2 separate regions of the Homo sapiens genome follow, and region 2 is linked to region 1. Evidence: read pairs that join two places in POLR2A ChIA-PET (ENCODE). Cell type or tissue: CD4-positive, alpha-beta T cell. All regions are shown on one strand. Each heading gives the region's core, and the rest is flanking DNA. Links, peaks and the distances in the headings are about the cores only. Region 1 holds the start of LOC124903065 (a long non-coding RNA gene). Region 2 overlaps CHFR (checkpoint with forkhead and ring finger domains).

Region 1 (10,093 bases), core at 2,721-7,720:
TTTGGTGGGCCATGCTTAATTATTCAGTCCCTAATACCGTCCTGTAGCAAGCCAAAAGCTGGTTGTCAAAAGAAGAGTACGGGTGGAAGAGAGCGCTTCTCAGACCTCGGCTGCGCGGCCCTAGGAGTGCCGAGCTCACGGAACCACAGCCATGACTGAGGCCAATGTGAATCTGAAGGCCTAGCCCCTCGCCGATGCCCACCTCACCAAGAAACCACTGGAGTTCATTCAGTAGTCGTGTAACTACAAGCAGCTTCAGAAAAGAGCCAACGAGGCCACCAAAACCCTTAACAGGGGCATCTCTGAGTTCATCGTGATGGCTGCAGACACCGAGCCACAGGAGATCATTCCGCACCTCCACTGCTGTGTGAAGACAAGAACGTGCCCTTCATATTTGTGCGCTCCAAGCAGGCCCTGGGAAGAGCCTGTGGGGTCTCCAGGCCTGTCATCACCTGTTCTGTCACCATCAAAGAAGGCTCACAGCTGAAACAGCAGATCCAATCCATTCAGCAGTCCATCAAAAGGCTCTTAGTCTAAACCTGTGGCCTCTGCCACGTGCTCCCTGCCAACTTGTCCCCCGAGGTTGTGTATCATATTGTCTGTGTTAGCATGTAGTATTTTCAGCTACTCTCTATTGTTATAAAACGTTGAAGTCAAAAAAAAAAAAAAAAAAAAAAAGAAGAGTAATTATCTGCAGACAATGTCAGGGCTTTGCACCAAAATCCTAAAAGTCTACATTGTGATTCTCCTATGCGGGCCTGCCAAGGCTCCACCCAGCATCGCTCTCTGCCACTGACATGTCAAGCACCATTGGATCTGCTGGGTCATGTGACCAAGTGGTAGAGCACCTTGCACAACAGCCTGCATCTGTTGCAGAGCCTTCACTTGTTCTGGGCCCCACTCAAAACTAGCAGCTGGCTGGGAGCTCAAGCCTGTCATCCCATCACTTTGGGAAGCCAAGGTGGGTGGATTGCCTGAGCTCAGGAGTTCGAGACCAGCCTGGCCAACATGGTGAAACCCCGTCTCCACCAAAAATACAAAAAATTAGCCGGATGTGGTGATGCACACCTGTACTAGGGAGGCTAATGTAGGAGGCTAAGGTGGGAGGATTGCTTGAGCCCGGGAGGTGGAGGCTGCAATGAGCCATGATAGCACCACTGGACTCCAGCCTGGGCAACAGAGTGAGACCCTGTCTCAAAAAACAAACAAAAAAAACCCATTTATTTATTTATTTATTTGTTTTTGAGACAGAGTCTCACTCTGTCACCTAGGATGGAGTGCAGTGGCACAATCTCGGCTCACTGCAACCTCTGTCTCCAGGGTTCAAGCAATTCTCCCCCGCCTCAGCCTCCTGAGTACCTGAGATTACAGGTGCCCACCACCAGGCCCAACTAATTTTTGTATATTTAGTAGAGATGGGGTTTTGCCATCTTGGCCCGGCTGGTCTCCAACTCCTGACCTCAGGTGATCCGCTAGTCTCGGCCTCCCAAAGTGCTGGGATTACAGGCGTGAGCCACCACACCTGGCCACAGAAAACCTTTTGAGATAGTCAGTGAGTCATAAAAAATTATCAAACATGGAAATTCTCTTAAGTGAAAATGAAGTGAGCTAATAAGTACATTTTTAAAAGATTACTGATGGGCTGGGTGCGGTGGCTCATGCCTGTAATCCCAGCACTTTGGGAGGCTGGGATGGGCAGATCACAAGGTCAGGAGATCAAGACCATCCTGCCCGACCTGATGAAACCTTGTCTCTACTAAAAAATACAAAAATTAGCCAGATGTGGCAGCGCACTCCTGTAGTCCTAGCTACTCGGGAGGCTGAGGCAGGAGAATTGCTTGAACCCGGGAGGCGCAGGCTGCAGTGAGCCGAGATCGGCCACTGCACTCCAGCCTGGGTACAGAGCGAGAGACTCTGTCTCAAAAAAAAAAAAAAAAAGATTACTGAGGAATTTGCTTCTATTAAAACCAGAAAAGTAAAATTACCTTTTACATTTTCTTTTTTTTTTTTTTTGAGACAGAGTTTCGCTACTGTTGCCCAGGCTGGAGTGCAGTGGCGCAATCTCGGCTCACCACAACCTCCACCTCCCTGGTTCAAGCGATTCTCCTGCCTTAGCATCCCCAGTAGCTCGGATTACAGGCATGTGCCACCACACCCAGTTAATTTTATATTTTTAGTAGAGACAGGGTTTCTCCATGTTGGCCAGGCTGGGCTCGAACTCCTGACCTCAGGTGATCTGCCTGCCTTGGCCTCCCAAACTGCTGGGATTACAGGCATGAGCCACCGTGCCCAGCCCTTTTTTTTTTTTTTTTGAGATGGAGTCTTGCTCTGTTGCCCAGGCTGGAGTGCAGTGGCATGATCTCGGCTCACTGCAACCTCTTCCGCTTCCCAGTTTCAAGCAACTCTCCTGTCTCAGCCTCCTGAGTAGCTGGGATTACAGGCATGCACCACCACACCCGGCTAATTTTTGTATTCTGGTCTCGAACTCCTGACCTTAGGTGATCTGCCTGCCTCAGCTTCCCAGAGTGCTAGGATTTTCCTTTTTTTTTTTTTTTTTTTTTTGTAAGTGAAAGCAAGTTTATTAGAGATGTAAAGAAACAAAAGAATAGCTACTCCACAGGCAGAGCAGCCTATATTTTCCTTTTGATATGAACTTTTTTTTTTTTTTTGAGATGGAGTCTCATTCTATTGCCCAGGCTGGAGTGCAGTGGCGGGATCTGGGATCACTGCAACCTCTGCCTCCCGGGTTCAAGCGATTCTCCTGCCTCAGCCTCCCTAGTAGCTGGGACTACTGGCATGCACCACCATACCCAGCTGCTTTTTTTTGTATTTTTAGTAGAGACAGGGTTTCACCATGTTGGCCAGGCTGGTCTTGAACTCCTGACCTCAGGTGATCTGCCTGCCTTGGCCTCCCAAAGTGCTGGGATTACTGGTGTGAGCCACTGTGCCCAGCCGCTATGAACTATTTTAAGTGGAAATAATGATTTTTATTCTATTTTATTATTTTTTATTTTGAGACAGAGTCTTGCTCTGTTGCCCAGGCTGGAGTGCAATGGCGCAATCTCGGCTGACTGCAACCTCTGCCTTCTGGGTTTAAGCAATTCTCCTGCCTCAGCCTCCCGAGTAGCTGGGACTACAGGCGCGTGCCACCACGCCCGGCTAATTTTTGTATTTTTAGTAGGGACGGGGTTTCACCGTGTTAGCCAGGATGGTCTCGATCTAATGACCGTGTGATCTGCCCACCTCAGCCTCCCAAAATGCTGGGATTACAGGCATGAGCCACTGCACCTGGCCTAATGTTTTGAGTTTTAATACATGTACTTTGCAAAACTTTCTTCTTTACAACTACTTTAACCCTGTAGGGAAAATAAGACAGGAAGAAATGAATAAAGCACATCCACAGGAGTGCTCATTTTCCTTCTCCCAGACTCCCCAAGCTGTAGGCACGAACACTGTTCTCTGCAAGTCTCACCTGGGCCACGCACTTCTCTGGACTTGCATGGATTTCCTCCCAGAACAATCCTGATTAAGGAAACACCAGGTGCTCTCTGTTTCCCGCTGCCAACCCCTCTGTGAAGGGAAATGCCTAAAACAGATCTCACTCCGAGATCTTTACTTTCCAGAGAAAGTAAAGAATAACGCATGGGAACATTCCAGAACATGAGGGAATCTCTGCTTATGAATTTAAGGAAAGTGTCTCTGGTGGACGTGGAGAAAAGGGAACCCTCATACACGGTTGGAAGGAATGTAAATTAGTACAACCACTACCGAGAACTGTTTGGAGGTACCTCAGAAAACTAAAAATTGAGCTACCACAAGCTCCAGCAATCCCTGATGGCTAGATACCGGAAAGGGAATCAGCATGTCTAAGAGATGTCTGCACTGCCATGTTTGCTGCAGCACTGTTCACAACAGCCAAGATTTGGAAGCAACCTAAATGTCCATCAACAGATGAATGGATAAGAAAATGCGGCGCCTGTAATCCCAGTACTTTGGGAGGCCCAGGCGGGCGGATCATGAGGTCAGGAGATCGAGACCATCCTGGCTGACACGGTGAAACCCCCGTCTCTACTAAAAATACAAAAAATTAGCCGGGCGTGGTGGCGGGCGCCTGCAGTCCCAGCTACTGGAGAGGCTGAGACAGGAGAATGGCGTGAACCCGGGAGGTGGAGGTTGCAATGAGCTGAGATCGCGCCACTGCACTCCAGCCTGGGCAACAGAGCGAGACTCCGTCTCAAAAAAAAAAAAAAAAAAAGAAAGAAAGAAAGAAAATGCGGCGCATGGCGGGGCACAGCGGCTCATGCCTGTAATCTCAGCACTTTGGGAGGCCGAGGCGGATGGATCACAAGGTCAGGAGTTCAAGACCAGCCTGGCCAAGATGGTGAAACCCCATCTCTACTACAAATACAAAAATTAGCTGGGCGTGGTGGCGGGAGCCTGTAATCCCAGCTACCCTGGAGGCTGAGGCAGGAGAATCGCTTGAACCCGGGAGGCGGCGGTTGCAGTGAGCCGAAACCACCTCCAGCCTGGGCGACAGAAACAGACTCTGTCTCAGAGAAAAAAAAAAAAAAAGCGAAAAAACGTTATTTATTTATTTATTTATTTAGAGACGGAGTCTTGCTCAAGTTGCCCAGGCTGGAGTGCAATGGCACGATCTCGGCTCACTGCAACCTCGGCCACCCAGGTTCAAGCAATTCCCCTGCCTCAGCCTCCTGAGTAGCTGGGATTACAGGCGCGCGGCACCACGCCCGGCTAATTTTTGTATTTTTAGTAGAGACTGGATTTCACCTTGTTGGCCAGGCTGGTCTGGATATCCTGACCTCATGATCTACCCGCCTCGGCCTCCCAAAGTGCTGGGATTACAGGCGAGAGCCACCGCGCCCGGCCTATAAAAACATTTTTAAAAAAGGACAATGACTCTAGAGATTCCCCGGCAGAGTTCCTCTGGGAAGCTTTTCCTCACCGAAGACGCGGCCTCAAGTCATCCCCAAGCCGGGGCTCCTGGGTGGCTTCTCAGGAAGCCAAGCTCCCTCACCCTGTGGCGACGCCGCGGGCGGAATGCGCATGCGCGCCACGAGCCACAATCGTAGGGTTGGGCGCGCCCTGCCGGCCACCAGGGGCAGCGCAGGAGCTGAGCGCACCCCATCAGCGAAAGAAGCGCGCCTCCCCGCTCTTTTCTGAACCGTATCTCCTAAACTATAATTTTGGAGATCAAAAGTGCGGTGGAGCCTCCTCTTCTGTGGCTTGATAGGAGTGGGGGAGGTAACAAGAAGCAAAAGTACAAAGCCAATATATTAAAGTCAACTGAAACTGGAAAACTTTAAAGGCCTACCGTTTGCAATAAAACAACAAAAAGAAATCCTTGGATACAACAAATCCAAGAAATCCTTGCTCTAACAAAATATGAAACCATCTGTATCCAGAAAACTATGAAACACTATTAAAAGAAAACGTAGGCCGGCGCAGTGGCTCACACCTGTAATCCCAGCACTCCGGAAGGTCCGGAGCACAGAGGGCTCGCCTGAGGTCAGGAGTCCAGAGGAGCCTGGGAAATATGGCCAAGCCCTGTCGTTACTAAAAATACAAAAATTAGACTGGCTTGGTGGTGTGCGGCTGTAGTCCCGGCTACTCGGGAGGCTGAGATGGAAGGATGGCTTGAGCCCTGGAGAGGGAGGTTGCAGTGAGCCATGATGGGGCCACTGCACTCCAGCCGGGGGAACAGAGGGAGACTCTATCTTAAGGGAGGGAGGGAGGGAAGGAAGGAAGGAAAGGAGGGACGGAAAAGAAAGAGAGAGAAAGAGAGAAAAAAAAGGAAAACATAACCGGAGCATACTCCTTTTTCATTATTGTAGTCACAATATTGCTAAGATGTCAATTCTTCCCAACTGTAGAGTTGGTGCCGCTCCGACAAAAATCCCCGCAATTAATTTCGTAGATGTTGACAAACTGTTTGTAAACCTAGAATTGTAAATACAACCCTGAATAATAATGAACTTGAAGAACTCAACTTCCAAATCCAAAACTTCTAAAAGCTACCAAAAGAGCACTATCTTTGCAAAAGAATGGGCATTCTTTCACATGAACAATATCATTTTATCTTATTTTTAATTTTTTTTCAGGGTGTTGCTGTCACCCAGGCTGGAGTGCACTGGCACCATTATAGCTCACTGAAGCCTCGAATTCCTAGGATCAAGGGATCCTCCCACCTCAGCCTCCTGAGTAGCTGTTACTATAGGTGCCACCACGCCTGGCTGGAACAATATCATTTAAACTAAGCTTACATAGAATGTATTAATAATACAATCACAGGCAAGGACCCTTGCTTCAAACGTGTTAGGAAGCTGCAGAATTGAGGCCAGCCAAAACAGAGAGATTAAATCACATACATTTCTAGCTTTAATTTTCTTCCTATTTTCGCAGATCATGATTTTCATAATGATAATACATGAAGTGGTCCTTATAATAAGTAGATTCTATAGAGATGTGTATTGTATCAGCAGATGTCCGGTGTAGAATGCCACTTCCATCACAGCTTCTGAACACACAATGCTATCTACAATCGATTAAAAAATATATTTCAAAAGCCAGTTTCCCCAATATAACTAACTTCAGCATTCACTGATGTACTGAAAACTTATATTTGCCAATAATAGATTTTAGGGTAATTCATATTAAGATAGGATGGTTTTTAATATTATTTGAGGATAGACAGGAAATTTTAGTTGAGCAGGTTCTATTTTGTTTGAGTGGATCCATTAAAAAGATTGTTATTATTGCCGAGTGTGGTGGCTCGTGCCTCTAATCCCAGCACTCTGCGAGGCTGAGGCGGGAGGATGGCTTGAGCCCAGGCGTTTGAGACCAGCCTGGGCAACCTAGGCAGACCTCATCTCCAATAAAAATACAAAAATCAGCCTGACGCAGTGGCACGTGCCTGTAGTCTCAGCTACTTGGGAGGCTAAGGCGGGAGGACCACTTGAGCCCAGGAGTTCGAGGCTGAAGTGAGCTATGATGGCACCACTGCACTCCAGATGAGGCGACAGAGACTCTCCCTCTAATAAATAAATCAATACATCAATGAAAAATTTTAAAAAGATTATTTGTTGACTGTCAGGGTGATTTATTCTTCTAATAAATAGAATATTTACTTACAATTATATATCTTCTCATTAATACTCCAGTTCTGGTTACAAACTGGTAAAAATTGAGATAAAATCATAAAACTAACCAGGAAAACATTGACCTGCTAAAAACATAGAATCAGTGAAACTACTCAGGAAATACTTGCTATGACAGATTACTCTCTCTGTTAAAGGGTCCCATGTAGAGACATTTCTATGAATATTGAACAGTTAACAAAAAACTGAGACTGGGGGAGTGACAGACAATTCAGATTACAAAGCAAAAGCAACATAGGATTCAGATAAATACGATACCATGGTGAAACAAAATCTTTAAAGCACAAATGGTTTTGAATGTAGAAGCTCATATTTCACTAACTATTCACTGATGCGTAGTCCACTTTTCAGCAGTGATCTCCAATCAGTCCCTCCTTTCACAGAAGCCAGCGCAGGAGGCGCACGCGTCGCTTCCCGCCCCGCACTTCACCGCCCCAGCCCGTCCTGGCTGCCACCCGCCGTCCCTGAGAAACGCTCAGACGCTTCTCTCTCTCTTTTTAAAATTATACTTTAAGTTCTGGGGTACATGTGCAGAACCTGCAGGTTTGTTACATAGGTATACACGTGCCATGGTGGTTTGCTGCACCCATCAACCAGTTATCTACATTACGTATTTCTCCTGATGCTATCCCTCCCCTGGCCCCCCACCCCCGACAGGCCCCGGTGTGTGATGTTCTCCTCCCATTGTCCATGGTTTTTATTTTATTATTATTTTTTGAGACGGAGTCTCGCTCTATCGCCCATGCTGGAGTGCAGTGGCACCATCTCGGGTTCAAGCGATTCTCCTGCCTCAGCCTCCTGAGTAGCTGGGATTACAGGCATGCGCCGCCACGCCCGGCTATTTTTTTTTTTTTTTTTTTTTTTTTTTTTTTTTGTATTTTTAGTAGAGACGAGGTTTCACCATGTTGGCCAGTCTGGTCTCGAACTCCTGACCTCGTGATTCGCCCGCCTCGGCCTCCCAAAGTGTTGGGATTACAGGCGGGAGCCGCCGCGCCCGGCCTCAGACGTTTTTCTCTAGGTAAAGCCGCGGGATGAACCAGCCCCTGTGGAAATTTAGAAGTAACGACGTCCGTCAATTTCTGTATGAAAAATATACAGATCGTGTGACACGTCTTCTGGGAATGAAAGTCTGCTAAACTCGCCGTCACGAGTAGATGAACACATTTAAAGTTTGTAGTTAAGAGGAAAACAACGCCAACGACACAAATGCCCCAAGCGCTGGATGAAGCAGCGACCTAGGATGGGGCTGGCCTGGAACGGGAACCAAGACGCCCGCCCGGACGAAAACGAGCAGGGAAACCCGGGCCGGGGTCGGCCGCCCCACACGACGCACTGCGCAGAGACCACGCGGCTCCGGGTCTCGCCTGCGCCGGCGCATCCCTCGCAGACGCGCTCCTCCCACGCGAGGGCCCCTTCCCCGAAGCGCACGCCTAAGACTGCGCGCCGCAGCCCGCCCTGTCTAGCTGAGGCGCAGACCCGGATGGGTCCCAGAGGGGCGGGTCGGGGCGGAGAGCCGCGCCCAAAGGCAATGGGAGCCGCACGCTGCTAGGCAACATGCTGTCTCCCGGCAACGTAGAGGCGGGGAATTCGCCAACGTGTCTGAAACAGACAACAATTTTAGCCAACGGCTGCGTGGGCCTTGGGCGTCCTGGCCAATGGGAATAGTGAGGGGCCTGTCACTAAGAAACCTGTCCCTGAGCAACGCATAGGAGGGGTGGAACCCAGCAGCGCTGACTGAGCCGCCGCGAAGTGCCGGAACGTATTACCTGGGAGCCAAATTTCAGAGCGTCGTTTGTCTTCCCAAGCCCACCAGCTTTCAGCGTTCTCCAGCCTCGCCACACCCCCGCCTCGGGCCGTCCCCGCCCAGACGCTTGTCCCCGCGAGAAGCTGAGCGCACTGAAGTGAGCCCGGCGGCTGCCGCCGGAGGAGGAGCCCGGCTCTGGACACGGCCGTCAGGAAGCTCAGAGGCTGCAGCACCGCTTCTGCGTTGATTTCCGCTTGACTTTTACTCTTTTCTTGGGTTAAAAATCAAACGCCGACCCGAGGCGTCAGAGATGGGCGGTCGTTAGGCGCAGTGGCGGCCCCCGGATGTTTGCGATGGGACGGCGGGCTCGGAACGTGTGGACGTGGGCTTTGGAGGTGCGAGCCCCATTGGGCCAGGGCTGGGTCCGGGCAGTGGTACGGGGTCTCAGCTGTCCGTCACAGGAGATGTGCAGGCCTCGTCATCTGGGGTCTTACGTGTCAGTGATGTGGGGTCTGCCGGGTCAGTGAGGGGGTCTGTGAGGTCACTAGTGGGAGGCCACTCCCAAAGTGATTCCCCTCTGTCCCACCTGCTTCCCTGAGAAAAGCTCACTTATCCTTCACCAGGATTTAAAAATATATATCCTAAGACCAACCTGTAATATTTTTTTCTTTTTTGGAGACAGGGTCTCTTTCTGTCACCCAGGCTGGAGTGCAGTGCCACAATCTCATTGCAACCTCTGCCTCCTGGGCTCAGGCAATCCTCCCACTTCAGCCTCCCGAGTAGCTGGGACTACAAGTGTGTGTCACCACACTCAGCTAATTTTTAAATTTTTTATAGAGACGAGGTCTCACTCTATTGCCCAGACTGGTCTCAAGCGAGCCTCCTGCCTTAGCCTCCCAAAGTGCTGGGATTACAGGCATGAGCCACCGCGCCCACCCAATATTCTCTTTTTCATGGACCTTGTTTAGTTGCACTAAAAAAAAATTAATATATTTTATTTTTGTTTAGAGCGTGTTGGGTTTACAGAAAAATCAACTGGAAAGAACAAGGAGTTCCCCCCATCCCTTTCTACCTTAGTGTTCCCCTTATGTTCTACCATAGTGTTTCCCCTATATTTACGTTTCATATTACTCTGGTACATTTGTTACAACTGATACACCAATATTAATATATT
Region 2 (10,093 bases), core at 2,940-7,939, 58 kb before region 1:
AAACCATACACAGAAAGAGCTACCTGAGAAAGAGTGTGTGTGCTTCTCACAATATCAAAGAAACTAACCCCCAAAGGTAAACTTCTTTATCCCTTTAAAAATTTTGAAACAGAAGTGCAAACATCTGGCCACGCACAGTGGCTAATGTCTGTAATCTAGCACTTTGGGAGGCCGAGGCGGGCGGATCACTTGAGGTCAGGAGTTCGAGACCAGCCTGGCCAACATGGTAAAACCCCATCTCTACTAAAAATATTTAAAAAATTAGCCTGATGTGGTGGCGAGCACCTGTAGTCCCTGCTACTCGGGAGGCTGAGGCAAAAGAATTGCTTGAACCTGGGAGGCAGGGTTGCAATCAGCTGAGATCACACCTCTATACTCCAGCCTGGCAGACAGAGCGAGACTCCATCTCAAAAAAAAAAAAAAAAAAAAGAAGTGCAAACATCTTAGATAATTTTTTTAGAGAAGAGAATAAAAGCTGCACCTCCTCAGGCATCCCCGTGGCATCTGCTGACAGGGCTGAGGCAGACACACCAAGCTGGATGGCCTGTGGCCACCTTCCCTCTCCACAGACTGTGGGCAAGGAGGACCAGCATGGCTGCACATTTCTACTGAAAACTGTCTGCCAGTCAACAGTGAAATCTCTTTTTGTAACAACATGGTCTCTTCCATGTGCTGTTTGTGCTCAAACACAAAGCAAGGTTTTTATTCCACAAAATCCCTGTGAGGGAGGCGCCTTTCTCTGAGTCCACACAACATCTCGTCCTGAGGGCACTGTCTCCATCACTTTAATCTGAACTCCTTGGGCCACAGGAGTGATTTACGTGATCACCTAACCTAAGAGATGCCTCCTGACCTACGCCTCCCAGGGCAATGCAGATGGCGCTGTGAACCTCCTTTAAGGAGCACGGGAAAGACACCACGTGAGGGTGACGATGTGACAGCAATCACAAATGCCTGCTCACGGGACGGACGAGAACCCAGCTGTGCAGCGCTTTGCGAGGGGGGCCTGAGGCCCTCAGTGACTGCAGCCTTCGACTTAGAAACGGCTAAGCCTGAAATGATGGGGTGTGCCCCGGATGCCTCAGACAACAGATAAAGCTACTCCAGCCAGGAAGACACAGAAGTGGAAGACGGAGATAAAACTGCATGAAACGAAGGGATAAAGGAAGAGCAGGATTTCTAAATGAAGATACCGGTTCCTAAAGGATGCAACCTGAGAGAAGCATAATGACCATATCAGCCTATTTATAAGCAGGCAGTTAACTCATTCATCACTCTGTAGCTGACGCCTGTGCCCCCAGCTGCACTCACATGGCGTGGTGAGCTTTCACCTGAGTGCGGCAGTTACGGCCCCAGTAGCAGTCAGGACGGGATGTTACGGCCACTGGAAAAAGAGAAGGGGTACGCATCTATGAGATGTATTGCACGCACCCACTCAGCTACCTGAATCCCAGCAGAGACCCAACGACAGACGCTGCGGTGGAAACGCACGGCCTCTGGTCCCTCCATAACTAGTTTCCTCGGACCGTTCTGAGATTTCAGGAAAGGAAACACATGTTTAACTAAAAACCCAACTGAGGGTCAGGTACAGTGGTTCATGCCTGTAATCCCAGCACTTTGGGAGGCAGAGGCAGGAGAATCGCTTGAACCTGGGAGAGGGAAGTTGCAGTGAGCCAAGATCACACCACTGCACTTCAGCCTGGGCGACAGAGTCAGACTCTGTCTCAAAAATAAATAAATAAATAAAAATTAAAAAATAAAAACCCAATTGAGGAAATAAAATTACCCCAGTTGACTATTGGATGTCTTTACAAATCTGTTTTAGAAACCCACGTTACACTCATGAGTAACTGCAAATAGACCCAGGGCCTAAAACAACCACAGCCCTGTATGGCCTGACGTCCTGCCGGCTCCTGACTGAGGCCAAATTCTGCTTAGAACATTGAGCAAAGTGCAAACAGGGTGTCTGTAAAGAAAAGAGTGCTGGCCGAGCGTGGTGGCTCATGCCTGCAATCCTAGCACTTTGGGAGGCCGAGGTCAAGAGTTCGAGACCAGCCTGGCCAACATGGTGAAACCCCGTCTCTACTAAAACACAAAAAATTAGCCGGGCGTGGTGGCGGGTGCCTGTAATCCCAGCTACTCAGGAGGCTAAGGCAGAAGAATTGCTCGAACTCAGGAGGCAGAGGTTGCAGTGAGCCGAGATTGCACCACTGCACTCCAGCCTGGGCAAAAACAGCGAAACTGTCTCAAAAAAAAAAAAGAGAGGCAGAAGCCAAGAAGCCAACCCAGACAGAACTAGAGCCATGAGGAAGTCGGGGGCTCCTTACCTGGCAACTCGGAAGCAGGAATGTTCTGCCGATACTGATAGGTCAGCTCACGGAAGCTGCGCAGGCCACAGCAGTAACACAGAACGGTGTCTCCCGTGACTCTGTAATCTGGAAGAAACACAGCCAGTTACCCAGCAACACCATCTTCCCAACAGCAGCGCACGGACTTCACAGCAGTGGGAGACTAACGCACTGACCATAAATGGGGTGAAGACAACGGGCGACACATTAGGAAAATAAGAACAAAGCCAATCTAGATACGAATTTATTTTTATTGAGACGGAGTCTCGCTCTGTCGCCCTGGCTGGAGTGCAGTGGTGCGATCTCGGCTCACTGCAAGCTCCGCCTCCCGGGTTCACGCCATTCTCCTGCCTCAGCCTCCTGAGTAGCTGGGACTACAGGTGCCCGCCACCACACCGGGCTAATTTTTTGTATTTTTAGTAGAGACTGGGTTTCACCGTGTTAGCCAGGATGGTCTCGATCTCCTGACCTCGTGATCCACCCGCCTCGGCCTCCCAAAGTGCTGGGATTACAGGCGTGAGCCACTGCGCCCGGCCACCAATTTATTTTCTTACAGCAAAACAATCCCACGTGGATATAACATTTATTTTATTTATTTTTTGAGACCAAGTCTTGCTCTGTCGCCCAGGCTAGAGTGCAGTGGCGGGGTCTCAGCTCACTGCAACCTCCACCTCCTGCGTTCAACTGATTCTCCTGTCTCAGCCTCCCGAGTAGCTGGGACTACAGGTGTGTGCCACCGTGCCCGGCTAATGTTTATACTTTTTTAGTAGAGATGGGGTTTCACCATGTTGGCCAGGCTGGTCTCAAACTCTTGTCCTCAGATGATCCGCCCGCCTCGGCTTCCCAAAATGCTGGGATTACAGGCGTGAGCCTCCACGCCCGGCCCCACATGGATATAAAATTTAAATATTAAAACTCCCAAAAAACAAGAAGAAAATGAGAAAATTAGCTATTTCTAAGTATGTCTTGAAAACCAAATTGCACAGAGGAAAGGATTTGTACATTTGGCTATCTACAATTTAAACATCAAAATTAAAATAAATACAACAAAAGTGAACTACTACTATAGTGGAAACATTTGCAACACAAATGAAAATGTGCTATACCCTTAATTAACAAAGATATCGGCCAGGCACGGTGGCTCGCGCCTGTAATCCCAGCACTTTGGGAGGCCGAGGCAGGCGGATCACAAGGTCAGGAGTTCGAGACCAGCCTAACCAAGATGGTGAAACCTCACCTCTACTAAAAATACAAAAAAAAAATTAGCTGGGCATGTTGGCGGGTGCCTGTAATCCCAGCTACTCAGGAGGCTGAGGCAGGACAATTGTTGAACCTGGGAGGCGGAGCTTGCAGGGAGCTGAGATTGTGCCATTGCACTCCAGCCTGGGTGACACAGCAAGATTCCATCTCAAAAAAAAAAATAAATAAATAAATAAAAATAAAAAAACTAAGATTAGCCAGGCATGGTAGCACACGCTTGTGGTCCCAGCTACTTGGGAGGCTGAGGTGAGATGATCTCTTGAGCCCAGGAGGTCGAGGCTGCAGTGAGCTGTGATCATGCCCCTGCACTCCAGCCTGGGCGACAGAGCAAGAACCTGTCTCATATATATATTTCTACAGCCTCCCTTAGTGATAAATTATCATACTCCACAAAGCATCGTGTGCCCCCCTGGAGAGGAGTGACCCTCACCAAGTGACTGACACATCAAGCAAGAGATTCACCAAGTCCCCGAGGGTCCCAGGACAACTGACCCCAGGACCTCTGGATAGACAAGTGGTAGAGACCCTCCAAGCTGGCCCCACCTGTTGGAGGCCACACAAATGTTTCTTATGATTAGGCATAATTGAAGCCTGTCAGTAACAGTATGAACCTGTGATCAATTTAGCAGCTGCCCAGTTGTTACCTCCTCCTTGCTCTTGTTACCCAATAAATATGAAGGGCTGTAGAAGCTCAGGGGCAGCCTTTACTCACTAGAAGCAGGGAGCTCTCCTCTTCTTCCCCATGTTGCCTTTCCTTAAAAGTTTCTTTTGTCTTTTTGTTTTCATTTCTACGTTTGTCCCTTTGTTCAGTCCTGTAATGATGGTCTCAAGCAGTAACAGCAGTAACTGCTGTAGTGAGGGTCTCAAGCAGCAGTAGTGGCAGTCGGCCACACCCACCCTCCCCTACAAGGATAGAAGCTGCTGGAATATGTCATACAGGTTCATGCTTAACTGTCTTTTTTTTTTTTTTTTTGAGACGGAGTCTCGCTCTGTCCCCCAGGCTGGAGTGCAGTGGCGTGATTTTGGCTCACTGCAAGCTCCGCCTCCCGGGTTCACGCCATTCTCCTTCCTCAGCCTCCCGAGTAGCTGGGACTACAGGCGCCCGCCACCACGCCCGGCTAATTTTTTGTATTTTTCTTTTTTTAGTAGAGACAGGGTTTTACCGTGTTAGCCAGGATGGTCTCAATCTCTTGACCTCATGATCCGCCCGCCTCAGCCTCCCAAAGTGCTGGGATTACAGGCGTGAGCCACCACACCCGGCCCACGCTCAACTTTCAAAAAACAACCTGAAGGCCGGGCATAGTGGCTCACGCCTGTAATTCCAGCACTTTGGGAAGCTGAGGTGGGCAGATCACCTGAAGTCAGAAGTTCAAGACCAGGCTGGCCAACATGGGGAAACCCCATCTTTACTAAAAATACAAAATTAGCTGGGTGTGGTGGCACATGCCTGTAATCCCAGCTACTCAGGAGGTTGATGCAGGAGAATCGCTTGAACCCAGGAGGCCGAGGGGGCCTTGAGCTGAGATCATGCCACTGCACTCCAGTCTGGGCAACAAGAGCGAGACTCCATCTCAAAAAACAAACAAACAAACAAAAACAACCTGAAAGCATCAGGATCTTTTTCCTCTCTTCCAGGGTGGGTGAAGGTCGGAGTTGTCACTGGGAGAGCAGACACGCAGGCACAGCCCTGGACACTCACATGCGCCTTAGAGCAGGAGGCAACAGAAGAACTCACCAGACAGCAGAAACACTCCCCGCTGGAGAGCCACGAGGCTCTCGGTCAACATGTTTTTCCATGTCAAACCTCTGGTTGCCAGGTAATTCTGTGACGCAAAAAAAGAGAGGAATAAGAAATACTCGTTTAGAGGAAGAAACACTGAAATAACGAGAGAAAACATTTCATAAAAGGCCCCTGAAAGTGTGCAAAGCCAAAGCTCAGACCCTTATAAGTGGCATTTGCAGAGGGCTGCACGTTCACGGCCTGCAGCACGAGAAGTCTTGTCCAAGAGCCTCCTGGAAGTCCCAAAAGGTTCCAGTGTAACAGTTACCAGAGTCTCTCAAAAGTTCTGCCAAGACCTACACAGCCCAGGTGTGAATGAGACATGAAAGCCAGGCCACAGTGCACACAGCCCAGCAACGAGCCCAGGCTGTTGCACAAGAAAAGCTGAGGACTTGGCATCTGTTCTCTGTGCCCTTCAAACACACACGAGCTGTTGAGCTCCTTCTGTGGGCATCAAAGCAGAGTGTGGGGCTGAGCGGGCGCCTGCCAGGTGTGTCTGTGGCAAGCCTCAAGGCCCCACCATTGTGTGTGCTGTCAGCAAAGTGCTCGGCAGGAGGGCGAATGCGCATGTTAAACATATGTAAATCCTAGAAACCGAGGTAGCTTCCTAGACGTGGGAAGGCAAATGGCCAGAAGAGACAGGGACCAGAGAAAAGGCCCTGGTCTTGCTAAAGGGCGGCACCTTCAAGAAGCCCTCACCGAGAGCTGTGGGAACAAGAGCTGCCGGGAACAAGAGCTGCGGGAAGCGGCTCCTACGAATTGGTGGCAGGAGGCACAAAAACGAAATACCTATTTTTGGAATACGGAAAAAACAGACAAACACCAATGGCATGCAGAGAACCAGCTGGCTGCACCAGTGAGGAAACATGGCTCCCGGCTCCCCAACCCGCAGCGGGTCAGGTAAAACAGATAAACACCAATAGAATGCAGAGAACCAGCTGGCTGCACTAGGGAGAAAATGTGGCTCCCGGCTCCCCAGCCCGCAGCGAGTCGGTACCTTCAGGATGTCTGACTCGTAGCTGTTGTTGTTCAGCACGCCGTCCAGACACTTGTCACCCAGGTTGAGCTCTGCCGAGATGAAGGGGCAATGTTACCTGTTTATAATGATGTCGCAGGAAAGCACTGTCTGCCCGACACTGAGGATAAACATATTTCTTTTCATTACAGATTCTAGAAAGAATAAGAAGTTCAATGATAAAACTCAATTTTAAACAGAGGACAAGCAGAAATGATTTCCATTCCACTCCCTCCTTAAAAAGATCAGCTCTCCGAGTCTCCCCAGCACCTGGTCTTGGTATCGTAACAGCAGAACCCCGCTGCAAGGATTCTGTCCTGGGAGTATCTCCCCTAATAATTCTGTTAAGGCTTGATTTTGAGCTAACACGAATTTGACACACCTCTGCAGTCCAGCCAGGAATAGGTATCATTTGATGACCAACAGTGGCCTCATCCCTATAAACATCAGGCTATGGACCCCACCATCCCCTGCCCTCAAGTTCACCAAGAGAACATGCAAAGGTCAAAGCAACTGGGGCCTGAAGAGCCAGTATTACCACAAAACGGGGCCAGGCAGCCGTAGCAGCCGGTCCGGGTGCAGCCCCAGTACAGGTGGCAGAAAGGCTGCAGGCAGACCGCACCTGTGGAGAGAGGACACTCGTTACACGCACTCAGCGCTGAGGGCTGTCTCCAACACAATTCGTCAGCACCAGGCTCAGGAGCTCAACTCTTTCTGGAAACATTGTTCAGGAGGGGTCTCATGGAAATCGGGGCGGGGCCACATCCAGCTAACGCCACCCAGGTTGTGATGGACTGTGATGGCGAGGAGTTGTATCCCTGAAAAAAGGCGAGGCTCACATTTTCTGGTTTGTTATTTTTTAGAGATGGAGTCTCGCTCTGTGGCCCAGGCTGGAGTACAGGGGAACAATCACAGCTCACTGCAACCTCCGCCTCCTGGGTTCAAGGGATCCACCCACCTCAGCCTCCTGAGTAGCTAGGACTACAGGTGCACACCACCAGGCCCGGCTAATTTATTTTTTATTTTTGTAGAGACAGGGTCTCACCATGTTGCCCAGGATGGTTTCAAACTCCTGGCTTCAAGGGATCCTCCCACCTCAGCCTCTCAAAGCGCTAGGATTACAGGCATGATGCACTGCGCCCGGCCTCAGACCCACATCGTTTCTTAAACTGAACATTTACAGGCGTGATGCACTGCACCCGGCCTCAGACCCGTATCGTTTCTTAAACTGAACATTTACAGGCGTGATGCACTGCACCCGGCCTCAGACCCGTATCGTTTCTTAAACTGAACATTTACAGGCGTGATGCACTGCACCCGGCCTCAGACCCACATCGTTTCTTAAACTGAACACCACATGCTCATCCCAGGAAAACAGTGAGAGACACAAAAGAAAGAAATCTCACCTGCTCCACCACCCTAACACGGCTTCGATGGGCTTCATTCTAGCTCTGAACATGCAACATGCTTGCCCCCAACTGCACATATTCAGGTGGCTTTTTTTTTTTTTTGAGACAGAGTCTTGCTCTGTGGCCTAGGCTGGAGTATAGTGGAGCAATCTCGGCTCACTGCAACCTCCGCCTCCTGGGTTCAAGCGATTCTCCTGCCTCAGCCTCCCCAGTAGCTGGGATTACAGATGCCCACAACTGGCCAATTTTTTCATTTTTAGTAAAGATGGGGTCTCACCGCGTTGGTCAGGCTGGTCTCAAACTCCTGACCTCAGGTCATCCGCCTGCCTTGGCCTCCCAAAGTGCTGGGATTACAGGCGTGAGCCCATGCCCAGCCTAGGTGGCCTTTTTCTACCTAGGTATTTTTCCATGTTGTCACCTTGGCTTTGTAGACGTTATTTATTTATTTATTTATTTATTTTAGACAGAGTCTTGCTCTGTCACCCAGGCTGGAGTGCACTGGCGCCATCTCGGCTCACTGCAACCTCTGCCTCCCGGGTTCACGCCATTCTCCTGCCTCAGCCTCCCAAGTAGCTGGAACTACAGGCGCCCGCCACCATACACGGCTAATTTTTTGTAATTTTAGTAGAGATGGGATTTCACCATGTTAGCCAGGATGGTCTTGATCTTCTAACCTCGTGATCCACCCACCTCAGCCTCCCAAAGGAAATTATTTTTAATTGTCTGATATTCTATACAATGGAAATCCCTAAAATATAATGTTAGGTAAACCCTCGCTAAAATTCTCACAGGATTGAGTCCTTAAGTCTTATAACGCCTACGACCACTTCACCAATGCCTCTATATACGAAGCATGCTCTGTGAAATTAGAGTGAAGAGTTTGGATTCCTGGGGAAAAGCTGGGCCGAGCTGCCATCTGCTGACCACCGCGTGTGTGAGACATGGGACAAGCTGTTCTCTGTGGCTTCTCACCTGCCCTCCCACGTGCAGCATCAGCAGTGGCCAGCGCCTGCCGTGGATGACCCCCGAGGCAGCGACCGCCCAGATCACCGGGTGTGTCCCACGGCCATGTGTCCCGACGCTGCAGGCTAGGCCCCACCCCTGCCAAGCCCAGTCTCAGGGTACAGACCCCAGCAGTAACCTGTTTGGTTTCCTGAGTGCCCAGAACATTTTTAAGCCATTCCAGACAGAACCAGTGCTGTGGTCCTGTGTGCTGCTCACACAGGGCTCAGTGCACAGAGCAACACCGGTGTGTGCGGCAGGAGCCAACCGCGGTGCTCAACAGGGCTAGGGCTTTCTTCACCTAACACTTTCACATATAAGAAGCTCTGACAAATTAGGAAGTCATAAAAAAAAGGCAAAGGACATAGACAGACATTTCTGCAGGAATACATTAAAACAGCCATGAAATAAAGGACAAGCTCCATTTTTAATAATAACTGTATGTGTGTGCATATATATATATATATATATATATATATATATATGTTTTGTTTTGAGACAGGATTTCCCTCTGTCGCCAAGGCTGGAGTACAGTGGCACGATCTCAGCTCACTGCAACCTCCTCCTCTCGGACTCAAGCCATCCTTTGGCCTCAGCCTCCCGAGTAGCTGGGATTACAGGTGTACACCATCATGTCTGGCTAATGTTTGTATTTTTTGTAGAGATGGGGTTTCACCATATTGCCCAGGCTGGTCTGAAACTCCTGGACACAGAAGATCCACCTACCTTGGCCTCCCAAAGTGCTGGGATTACAGACGTGAGCCACTGTGCCTGGCCAGAGTTGTATACTAAAGCATCAACATTCATATAAGAGGTTTAACAGTGACACATTATAAAGCAACCACAGTGCTGGCAGGGGATAGACACAGATCCAAGCCGAGCCCCCGGTGGATGGAGATGTAGCCTGTGAAGGGGCAATGTTACTAGATGGTGGGAAAAGATAGATTATTCAATATGGTGACGTGGGGAAAACTGATCACACTGATGGAAAAAAAGAAACGGCATCCTTACTTCACAGGTTACCCTAAGGCCAACACCGCTTTGAAACCTGACCCCTGAAGGACAGATAGGAACCCGCCTGCGTGCGGTGGCGCGGGCACTCACACTGCTGAGGGGCGACACGCGGGTCCTGCTCGCGCTCCGCTCTCCGGTCGGGCATGGGCTGGAAGCAGCAGGTGCACAGGGCGTGGCTTCCTTGCAGAGGGCACACGTAATCCTGGACTGCTGAAGCACACGCACATTCAGCCGGAGCACGTGGGACCCAGGGCAGAAAGACAGC

Evidence for each region. ChIA-PET counts read pairs that join two places held together with the same protein. Peaks named below come from ENCODE experiments on the same cell type or tissue, not always from the same donor. Only the 100,000 strongest peaks of a DNase experiment are listed, where the experiment ranks them.
Region 2: POLR2A ChIA-PET joins it to region 1 with 5 read pairs; 4 of 35 experiments call an interaction of 5 or more read pairs at or near these places.

Annotation. Positions count from the first base shown.
Region 1 is chr12:132,899,835-132,909,927 of GRCh38, forward strand. LOC124903065 (a long non-coding RNA gene) reads left to right here and starts at 8,834. Exons shown (of 2, transcript XR_007063553.1): 1 at 8,834-9,314. It also overlaps the pseudogene LOC647503. RefSeq lists an enhancer at 1,924-2,093, a cis regulatory region at 2,009 and a silencer at 8,558-8,607. In CD4-positive, alpha-beta T cell, for the core only: CTCF peaks have their summits at 5,117 and 5,317; a DNase peak (open chromatin) is centred at 5,097; H3K4me3 peaks cover 255 bases.
Region 2 is chr12:132,841,700-132,851,792 of GRCh38, forward strand. CHFR (checkpoint with forkhead and ring finger domains) reads right to left here. Exons shown (of 18, transcript NM_001161346.2): 12 at 9,919-10,038; 13 at 6,942-7,025; 14 at 6,386-6,456; 15 at 5,344-5,431; 16 at 2,328-2,435; 17 at 1,312-1,384. Among named protein-coding and RNA genes, the nearest start is that of GOLGA3, 18 kb to the left of the region's middle. In CD4-positive, alpha-beta T cell, for the core only: no CTCF peak of the experiment used is centred there; a DNase peak (open chromatin) is centred at 5,862.